Linked DNA regions of Homo sapiens: region 2 is linked to region 1. Evidence: chromatin loops called from intact Hi-C (ENCODE). Cell type or tissue: PC-3. All regions are shown on one strand.

Region 1 (5,000 bases):
TCTTCCACAAATAGCATAGCTTTCCTTTATAATACTTGGGATTCTAGGAAGGATAAACCGTTCTTTGACATTTGGGTTTCAGATTGTACATGAGTGTCCAGAACTTCACTGCCTGTGCTGGCAGAGTAAATGGCCCCATCTAGCTCCACAAAGAGCAGTCTGGGAACGGGCAAAGCAGGCTGAGTCCTCATGCAAAGAGCAACATCAGATGACTTGAATCTTGGTGTGAGGCCTGGACCCCATGACTGCACCTGCCTACATCTTGCTCCCTCCCTTTGTGCTCTGGCATGCATTTGCCCCTCACTTCCCTGTCCTCCCACGTACTTCTTCATTTCTGTCCTCCAGGTCAACGCCTGTTCCAGCTTTTTAAACCTTGGCACTACAAACAAGCATCTACCATCCCGTCTGGGCTCCCCACAGCCGCTGCTCTAATTTACTGACTCCTAGGCACTCTCTCCCAGGGTCTGCTGTGGCCTGGAGGGCAGGACCCAGTTGTAAGTAGAAACATGGATGACTGTAGGTTTAAAGGCAGAGACAGTAGGCAAGGAACTTGATTTTGGTCACAACAGCACAATTTAGATAGAACTACACAGAAGGTTTTATGTCTGTTCATTGAGAACACTATTGTTTCCTTTGTTGCTGTAAAAAAATGCAAAGAATTAAAATATACTTTTTCTTATGAGAACTTAACTAGGAGATGAGGAAGTGAATGATAAAAGGAGGATGTCCCAATTTGCAGGTTATCCAAGTTTCTTCTTCTCTGGCCTATTTTTTCTGACCTGTTTTACTCCTACTTTGCCTTCCAAAGGATGATCAGGACCAATTTCCCATGTACTAATCTTGAGCCTCATAAGAACACAAGGAATGCCACCCAGGATGAGAGAAATAGTTTATTTTCACAGTGCCACCAAAGGACAAGGAGATAAAAGATTGTTGGGCATGGTCCTCTGTGATGGCCTCAGTGGCTGGGGCTTGTCACTAATTTTAGTAACCCTACTATTGATCAGAAGTACACCAAAATTCAAAACTTTTTGGAATAAAAAAAAGAAGCTTATCAGTTTGATGACTTTCTACTTTATAGAAATTATAATCATTTTCATCATATGGGGCTGGAAAAATCTACATTTCTGGATTTACAAAGCAAGTGCAGAATTACCTGATTTGGTTGCTTAGCTATGCTGGTCTGTAGCCTGTACCTAAGTTTTTGACCATTTCACTTGGAAAAGAAGAAAGGAAAGGGAAAGGAAAAGAAGGAAGAAAATAAATTGACTGAATGAAAATAAAGAGGAGAGGAGTGGAGGGAAGGAAGGGAAGAACAGGAGAGAAGAGGAGAAAAGAAGAAAAGAAAGAAAAGAAGGAACAAATAAACTGACTGAACAATTGAAAATATGCCCAGCACTTGAAACAGCCTTTGTCTCTTTCATGGTGATGCCAAGAAGTCATTCAAAATGAAAATCATGGAACATAAACAAGACTCTCAAAGGAAGGACAGAGAAACACTAATTCTCTGTTTACCAAGCCATTGATGGAAAAGGCGTTAGTGATGGAACAGGCTTTAGTGATGGAACAGGCGTTAGTGGTTAAGCTTTTCAAAGCATGTTCACACACTGTCTATCTTAGTCCTGACAATAACCCTGAAAGGCAGGCAGAGCAGTTATGATCATTTCCATCCTACAATGGAGGAAATGGAGGCTAAGGTCAGAAGGGCAATGAACAATGGAGTCAAAAATAAACTAAGTAATAAATGAAAAAACAACAACAGGGAAATTGGTAAAGTGAAACAGGAAGAGAGAAACGAGGCATGAGCAAAAAGTTAAGAGAGATGACCTGTTTGATGGAGAGGGAGGAAAACAACCTAGATGAAGCAGAGACTTCTGACTGGGCACAGAGGGAAAGGTGGGCCAAGGGAGGTAGTGGAGTTTGGGCTTAATTTTGAAACTCCATACAAAGCCACATTAAATTATTTTTTAACCACGCTGAAACTACAGGCAAAATATAGTACAGACAACATCCTTGTGCTCTCTGTAATCTCTATGAAGCATGTATGAACTGTTCCTTCAGCAACCCTCAGTACTATTATTAGTATTATTCCCATTTTACTATAAGGAAACTGAAGTACAGAGGTTACATAAACTGCCCAAGGTTGTGAAGGTAATAAGGGGCACAACTGGTATTTGAATGAAGCAGGCAGGATTCAGAGTTCATGCCCTTAAGCACTGCAATATAATATTCCTCTAAACAAAAGGAAGATTCTTCGCGAAGTGCCTTTTAGCAGGTCTCCTATGCTACACCTTGCCAATTACTGAAAGAGTCTATTCTCGTGAGAGATAACAACAAAGACAATTCGAGTTGTGGAATTTTTACTTGCCTATTCAGTGGAATCCATAAAGAGCCAACACATGTACTGTTATAAGTGGAATGTCTAACATCTGAAATCTTCAGAGGCTTCAAATTATATGCATACAACAATAAAACCTATAAGAAAAATAAAAGGGGTATAAAATGTGACATCAAAATTAGAGTTTAGCTCAAAAACTACAGCATTAGTTCACAAAATAATATCACTGTACTTTGAAAAGTATTTGTTTAGAAGAGAAAAATTGGGTTTTCAATTCACCTGAAAGAGAAATGATGTGAACCAGAATTGTACAAAGGTTGTAGGATGAAAATAAATACTATTTGGTAACAATATGATATTATTTTTGAAGAGTGACATTTTGTATTGCAATTAAGTTTATATTTCAGCTTTTGAAGGCCCTCTACAGTAAGTATTAAGCATACACCTGGTAAATAGCCAACTTTGTTCCTTGTTACTTCTCAATGTGTACCGTTCCCATAAGTGGGCATAGTCATTTCTATGAGTTCACTTATGCTGTTGCCTTCCTCTTCTCTCCATTTATCCAATCCACACACAGCTTTCTAGCCACCACAGCTAAGATGAAACGTCCCTTGATGATTCATGCTCTAGTAATTTCCCTGTTGTTTGGATTCTGACAATTCTTAGAGTCAGTTGCATAAGTTATAGCACCTACTTAGTTATGGATTTGTAGCGTTTGAGAGTCACAGAAGCTTAGAGATAATCTGGTCTAATTCCTTCATTTCAGATATAAGAAAGCTATTGTCCAGAGCTGCCAATCAAAACCGAGTAATTAGGCATATTGAGGCTCAGAGAACAGAGCCCCAAAGTAACAAAGGACGTTAGAAGGCCTTAGAAACTACCTCAGAACCAAGACCTTTTAACCCAGCACAGGTAGGGGCTCTCTCAGGAGGTTCCCGTATCTGCCTGAGAAAACTTCTTCCAAAAGACGTACAATAGTCTTGAAGCTCCCTTTCTAGGAATCTCATTAAATAACCAAGAAAGATTAAGCACCAGAGAGGAGAAAAGACTAAAAGTCATCACCAGGCCCACACAGAGTTTTTGTCTATTCTTCTGAGGGCAGCTTGGAGAGATTGCCTGGGAGACTTTATCTGCATAATCGGACAACCTTTGTTTGCAGTGTTGTGCTACCGCTCTTCTTCCCATAACTTCCCACAAGCTATTGTCTGTTCTTGGTCCCATTCAAACAGATCATTCAAAAACTATGGTCTACCCTTTGGGTCCATTCAGTTCCGGTATGAGTAATTGGGTAATCATTCTCTTGTTATTTTCCTGTGCTTATACACATTACTAAATTTGTATGCTTTTTCTCCTGTTAAGCTATCTATTGTCAGTATTATTTTGGTAGACTTTATTAGACCCAAATCTTTAGAAGAGGAGGAAAAAACTCTCTTCACCCCTAAAAGCACATGCCTTTACCTCTGCTTCCTCACAAAGTAAACTAAGATAAGAGTAAAGGTATTTTTAAAAGGCGTAAGTACACAAGGACAGAAAGAACACAAGAGGAGATGAAGCAGACAAAAGATGTTAGCAACACTATGAAGGACAGAAAGCACCTGGAAGAACAAAGCTGACTCAGCAGAAAGGAAAGGCTGTGTCCTAAGTGTTTTCAGAGGGGTTGCCAACAACAAGCATGACTGAGAACACCGAGAAGCTCAGGAACTGGAGGCTCAGGTACCTTTAAAGGCAGGAGTAGGTGGCACTGCAAACAGGGAGTAACATTAGACAACCTCCCTTTCATCTGGGTGGGTACAACCTGGAGACTCCTCCTTTCCCTTGCCTCCTCTCTCCCGGCTGAACTTCTTCTATTTTGCTCTCTGCTTATGTTAAATCAGAGAGGATCTATGCTAAGGGACGTTAGGTACAACGCTCAGGTGCTTTACTAAAAACATTGGAATTAAGTGAAAGTCTGTATTCTGAATGAGAGACATCCTGCTACCCCACAACAGCCCCTTCTCAGAATGTAGTAAATTAGGCAGGAGTCTAACAGAATTGTCTTTGGGGAAACTGATATGTCAAAGAGAAAAGACCTACAGGTGCTGAAATTTCATCATCCTCCAGTGAAACTACTGCCTCCTTCTGCAGTTATCCTGTAATGAGGCCCACAAGTCAATATCTAACTAAATATGCTTTTTAGTGTTTCACTTCAAACATAAGTAGACAGTCAAGAGTCACTAGACAGGAAATGAAAGGCAAAAACTAAAACTAACAGAAGGGAAATTGCAGAATAAGATATAAGACAAAGATCAGGAGAAAACTCCAATGAAACCATAATTAATATCCTCAGATAGAAGAAAGACAACATTGTATCTGTGAAACAAGAACAGGATACTAACAAAATGGGACAATCAGAGAACAAGGAAGACTACTTAAAAATAAAAATATGATCAAAACAACTAAATAATCAAGAAAAGATTGAAAATATAAAGTTGAATCCATCTCCCCAAAAGTGAAACCTAAATTTAAAAACGTAGATAATAGGGAAAAAAATGAGAAAAGTAAACACTTAATCCAATTGGTTCAATAACTGAATAATAGAAATTCCAAAAGGTACTAAGATAATCAGAGGGAGGAAATTATTAAATAAAAAAAGGCCATGAACTGAAGAATATTACTTTCCATT
Region 2 (5,000 bases), 78 kb before region 1:
TTTGTCCTTAAAAATATGAATTTTTACCCTTTCAAGCTGAGGCAAATTCAAAAGAGAATCTTCCAAAATGTCTTGTTCAGTAACATCCCTGCTAGGATAGATGTACAGCCTCCCAAAGTGAATACCTTTACAAGGCTCCTGTTTTTATTTATTCTTTTATTTTTTAAAAAAAAAATTCTTTTATTCTTTTAAAAAATGAGTCAGTTGATAATCTTATCTGATGCCAAAAACAAAGTTAAATTATCATAAGGGAGAAGAAATTCTGCCTTTCTTATGTGTGGCTTGTAGGAAATGCATACATCTTAATACATATGTTTAGTTAGTTTAGCGGTACACCAGCAGCGCAGTATCTGGGGAGCTTAGGGTCTCTGAATGCTGCAGCTTCCCCTGTCAAGCAGAGAAAAGCTTAGGTTCAGTTCCCCTTCTGGGAGTAGGGGTACATGGGTCCCTGATCCCAGCTAGCTTGGTATCCAGGTATCCTAGAATAAATACCCAGGGTCATTTGTGGGCAATCCTGCTCCTTGTGTCAGTATTTTTGTCCTTTGCTCAACCTCTAAATGTCTGTATTCCCTGTGGTTCTGCCTTTAGCCCTCTGGATTTTCATGCTATGCCTTTTTTTTCTGCGAAAAAAACCATCAAAACCCATGGCTTTAATAACTGTTTCCACTCTATTGACTCTAAATCAGACACCCCACAGGCACCTCAAACCTAAAGAAGCTACTGTAAACTCACTGTGTTTGATACCTAATCTGTTCCTCCCACTACTGTATTTTTCACCTCAACCATCTGTCCCATCATTCATTCAAAAGACCATACCAGAATCTCAAGGATCATTTTTAGAGTCCTCCTCTAGTATTTTCTCTCTCCCTCCACATTCCATCAATGACTAGATCACATAGATTTTACTTTTTAAGTATCCTTCAAGTCAGTTTCTACTTTTCACCTTAACCCGCTCAACCTTAGTTCAGGCTATCACTTATTCTAGTCTGGAGTAGGACTATTACCTCCCAGTAATACCTCCTGGTCTGTCCCTCTAATATATGCTCCATACTATTGCCAGAAGGAGTTGCCTATAGACGAAATCTGGTCATGTCACTCCTCTCATGAACATGCTTCAATGGCTCCTCATCATTTTTAGGAGAAAGTTCCACAAAGTCATTCATTCAATTATGAAATATTTATTAATCAATTACACTGTCCCAAGTGCTGTGGGAGATGCCATAGTTAGAGAAAACAAAACAACGCATGATTTTTACTAAAAAAGCTCCTAGTTATGCTTATGTAGAAATAGGTTTCAGATTCTTTGGAGAAAGTTGTGAAACAATGGAAACTTTATTGAAATTGGCAACACAAATGCTGTGATTCAAGCTTTCTTCACCCTTTCTAATTCTACAGAAAAACAGCATCAAATAGATGATCTGTGGGGTCCCAGTCTGAGTTCTTTGCCTATTGAAGCCCCACGCTTACTTTTACTCATTCTGTTTGAACTGTAGTGAGGATATTCTCAGAAAGATTAAAGGAGAACCTAGCGCAAAAGTGTCTTTAGCATCTCAAGGAGACTTAAACACCATTCCTCTGGATTCCTATACCTCAATGGATGCTTTGCCTGTCGGTATCCACATTGGTTCACCCTTGGGTCAGATAGCTGTCCCATGCTTTCTAAACACAAAATAAAAGATGCTGTACATCACTTGGTCTCTAATAACATGCCACAGCTTTGATGCAACATTATGGGACTACAGTATCTAATTGGCTTGGTGTGTGCTTCCTGTCTACTCCTGTAATAAAGATCGCATTAGGTTTGCTTTATGTGTATGACTTGACTTTAAATAAGAACAGTCAAACTCATTTTAAACTAGAGAAAACCTAGGAATTATGTTAGAGGGAATAACCCTTTACGTGATGAACTAATGAATATTTTTTCTTTCTAATTTTCACGAGTCTAGACACATCTTTTGTGAAGAAAAAAAATGCTTTCTGGCTGTTAATTTGACAGCTGGAAATTTTTATTCTGGTTCACCTGGACGTTAATCACTGTTTAGCTTGTGAGGAGGGAGAGAATTGTCTCAGAGAAACTATTTTTGAAGGCTGACTAACAATGGTCTGAGTGACTCACGATGCAGGAAGGTATGCGTTAAGCAGATTGTTGAAAGAGAAAAAAAAAGTTGTTTGATATATTTCCTCCCCTCTGCCAAAGTGTAGACAAGAAAAGGGATTCTTGAGTGCTAGTAAAATTCTGTTTTTTTATCTGAGTGCTGGTTATTAAGTGATTTCAATTCTAATAAATTCATTGAGCCATGCACTCAGGATTTGTGCAATTCTCTGCACATGTTCTACTTCAGTACTTTTTAAAAACTATAGCACTCCCTCTTCACCTGGAGGATGAATAGACCTATGTGTGTATATACACACATGCACACATACATGCTTCCCCTTCATGCAAAGGTTTTATATTTCTAAAAGCACCTTTCTGTTTTAATATATATTTTTTAGTTTTAATAGAACAAGGTCTCGCTATGTTGCCCAGGCTTGTCTCAAACTCCTGGACTCAAGCAATCCTCCTGCCTCAGCTTCCCAAAGTGCTGGGATTAGTCATGAGCCACCGTGCCTAGACTTATCTTCTATTAGACTATAAATTCTCTCTTTTTCATTAGACTCTAGGGCAAATGTCTTATTTAGTCTGTTCTGTCTATTGGAACTAGCACATAGAAAATACTTCATAAATACACTCTGAATGAGTGAGCAAAAGAACATATAAATCAAGGGTTCCCAACCCCCAGGCTGTGGACCGGTATTGGTCCACGGCCTGTTAGGAACCAGGCTGCACAGTAGGAGGTGAGTGGAAGAGGAGCAAGCATTTCCACCTGAGCTCCATTTCCTGTCAGATCCATGGCATTAGATTCTCAGAGAAGCGTGAACCCAATTGTGAACTGTGCATGCGAGGAATCCAGGTTGCACACTCCTTATGAGGATCTAATGCCTGATGATCTGAGGTGGAGCAGTTTCATTCTGAGACCATCCCCACCCTGGTCCATGGAAAAATAGTCTTCCATGAAACTGGTCCCTGGTGCCAAAAACGCTGGGGCCCGCTGATATAAATGACAAAACTAAAGAAATTAGAAACAGATTTTAGTGACTCAGAATAGAAATATAGTAAATTAGTATTCTCTACATTGTAAACAACAATTATGATCATGTCTATCTTAGTTGTTAGCCAGGTTCAATAGGCAGTTTGAATTTCATAATCCTGGTTAAATATTTTTATTTTATTACTTATTTTTATTTTTATTTTATTATTATTTTTTGAGACAGAGTCTTGCTCTGTCACCCAGGCTGGAGTGCAGCATTGCAATCTCGGCTCACTGCAACCTCTGCCTCCGGGTTCAAGCAATTCTCCTGCCTCAGCCTCCAGTGTAGCCGGCTGATTTTTGTATTTTTAGTAGAGACAGGGTTTCACCATGTTGGACAGGCTGGTCTCGAACTCCTGACCTTGTGATCTGCCTGCCTCAGCCTCCCAAAGTTCTGGGATTACAGGCTTGAGCCACTGCACCCAGCCAGTAATGCTGGTTAAGTGTTAAATATAATGTTTGACCAACCAAACCAGCCTATTCTTCAATGTTACCAAATAAATATCAAGAAGAGTAAGGTCTCTATGACTTAGTGATAGACTTTAAGGAGTGTTGGAACCACACTACTGTAGGGTTAGAAGGGCTTAGTGCTGGAGTGGAGGACACAGCACAGCGTCCCCCTCCATGTAGAATCTGCACATATGCCATGAGAGAGGGACCTGACATGACATGTGTCCAGTTTAGTTAGCCTGTAAGGTTTCTTCAGTCATTGTCTTAAAATAATTGGTGCTTGTACTATTAAGGAACCAATAGAACAAGTAGAATGCTTTAAAATATTTCTAGTTAATGACCTTTACTATTGTTTTCTATTCTATTAGGTTTCAGAAAGCCCCTCTGGAATAATGTGTATTATACCATGATTTCAAAAGTGGGGTGGGGTGATAATACATTAGTTATTCATTTATGTATAACAAGTTACTCCAAACTGTAATGGCTCAAAACAACCATAAACATTTATCTCTCATAGTTTCTGTGAGTTTGAAACTTAGGAGCAATTTTGCTGAGCAAGTGAATGTTCCAAAAAGGTTAAGTCACTTGCTCAAAGTTATACTGCTAATAAGTAGTCAGGCTAGGATTTGGAACCAGTTTCTAATGACCAGCAGTGACACTGGTGGCCAGGATATCAATTAGGAAGCTATAGCAATAGCTCAAGTAAAAAATAACTTAGGGAAGTTCCAACTTACAGTACAGGTAGCAGAAGCGGAAATATTTTGGCAGTTGGTTGTGGGGCCACCCTGAGAACCAGATAACAGAGTGTCTGGCCCGAGGCACAGTGCTTTAGAAGGCTGTGTTCTGGCCACTGCTCTCCTCCCCACAGAACCAGGTCCATAGGTCTAAGGGGACTGGCCTGCCTGGAGCCCACACTCTGCCTTTTTTAAACTCAGGTACCTAAATTCCTGGAATTCCCTGCCCAGACTGCCACAGGATTCTTAGATTTTCCCTGCAGAGGCCAGACTTGCTATTTGTATACACAGCTCTGAGGCCTGAGGAGTAGCCAAGGGTGGCTGTTTGCCAAGGGTTTGGGCAGAGTTTGACATTGGGAGAATGGTGGGAGGTCCACATGCATGTGTAGGCCTCACAGTGCTGGAAGGAGCCAGTGGTAAAAAGAGAAAGAAAACAGGCCGCAACTGGGGGCCGTCTCTCCTCATGTAGCCTAGTCCTCTGCAGAACACCAAGGAATGTGAGAATCTGACATTATAATCTGGCCTCCCAGGTCATTATGAAGTGCATTTGTCCAGTGAGGAGGACCGAATACATTTTAGTTAAAAATAATTAGAGCTTCCTTTGTAACTTTTAAGCATTTGAATATACACTTTATGTGCCTCTTGTTTGCACCCTGGTTGATCCAATGGGATCATACTGGAGATGTAT

What was found. Hi-C counts contacts between places; a loop is a spot of excess contacts. Peaks named below come from ENCODE experiments on the same cell type or tissue, not always from the same donor. Only the 100,000 strongest peaks of a DNase experiment are listed, where the experiment ranks them.
Region 2: it touches region 1 in a loop (4-fold over the local background); 2 of 110 quality-filtered maps call a loop at or near these places.

What each region holds. Positions count from the first base shown.
Region 1 is chr12:96,809,211-96,814,210 of GRCh38, reverse strand. It overlaps CFAP54 (cilia and flagella associated protein 54), which reads right to left. Exons shown (of 68, transcript NM_001306084.2): 64 at 2,369-2,475. Among named protein-coding and RNA genes, the nearest start is that of NEDD1, 96 kb to the left of the region's middle. In PC-3, CTCF peaks have their summits at 2,564 and 2,765; DNase peaks (open chromatin) are centred at 2,910, 3,560 and 3,950; H3K4me3 peaks cover 1,516 bases; H3K27ac peaks cover 3,332 bases.
Region 2 is chr12:96,886,847-96,891,846 of GRCh38, reverse strand. No RefSeq gene overlaps it. Among named protein-coding and RNA genes, the nearest start is that of NEDD1, 18 kb to the left of the region's middle. In PC-3, no CTCF peak of the experiment used is centred here; a DNase peak (open chromatin) is centred at 2,106; H3K4me3 peaks cover 463 bases; H3K27ac peaks cover 1,611 bases.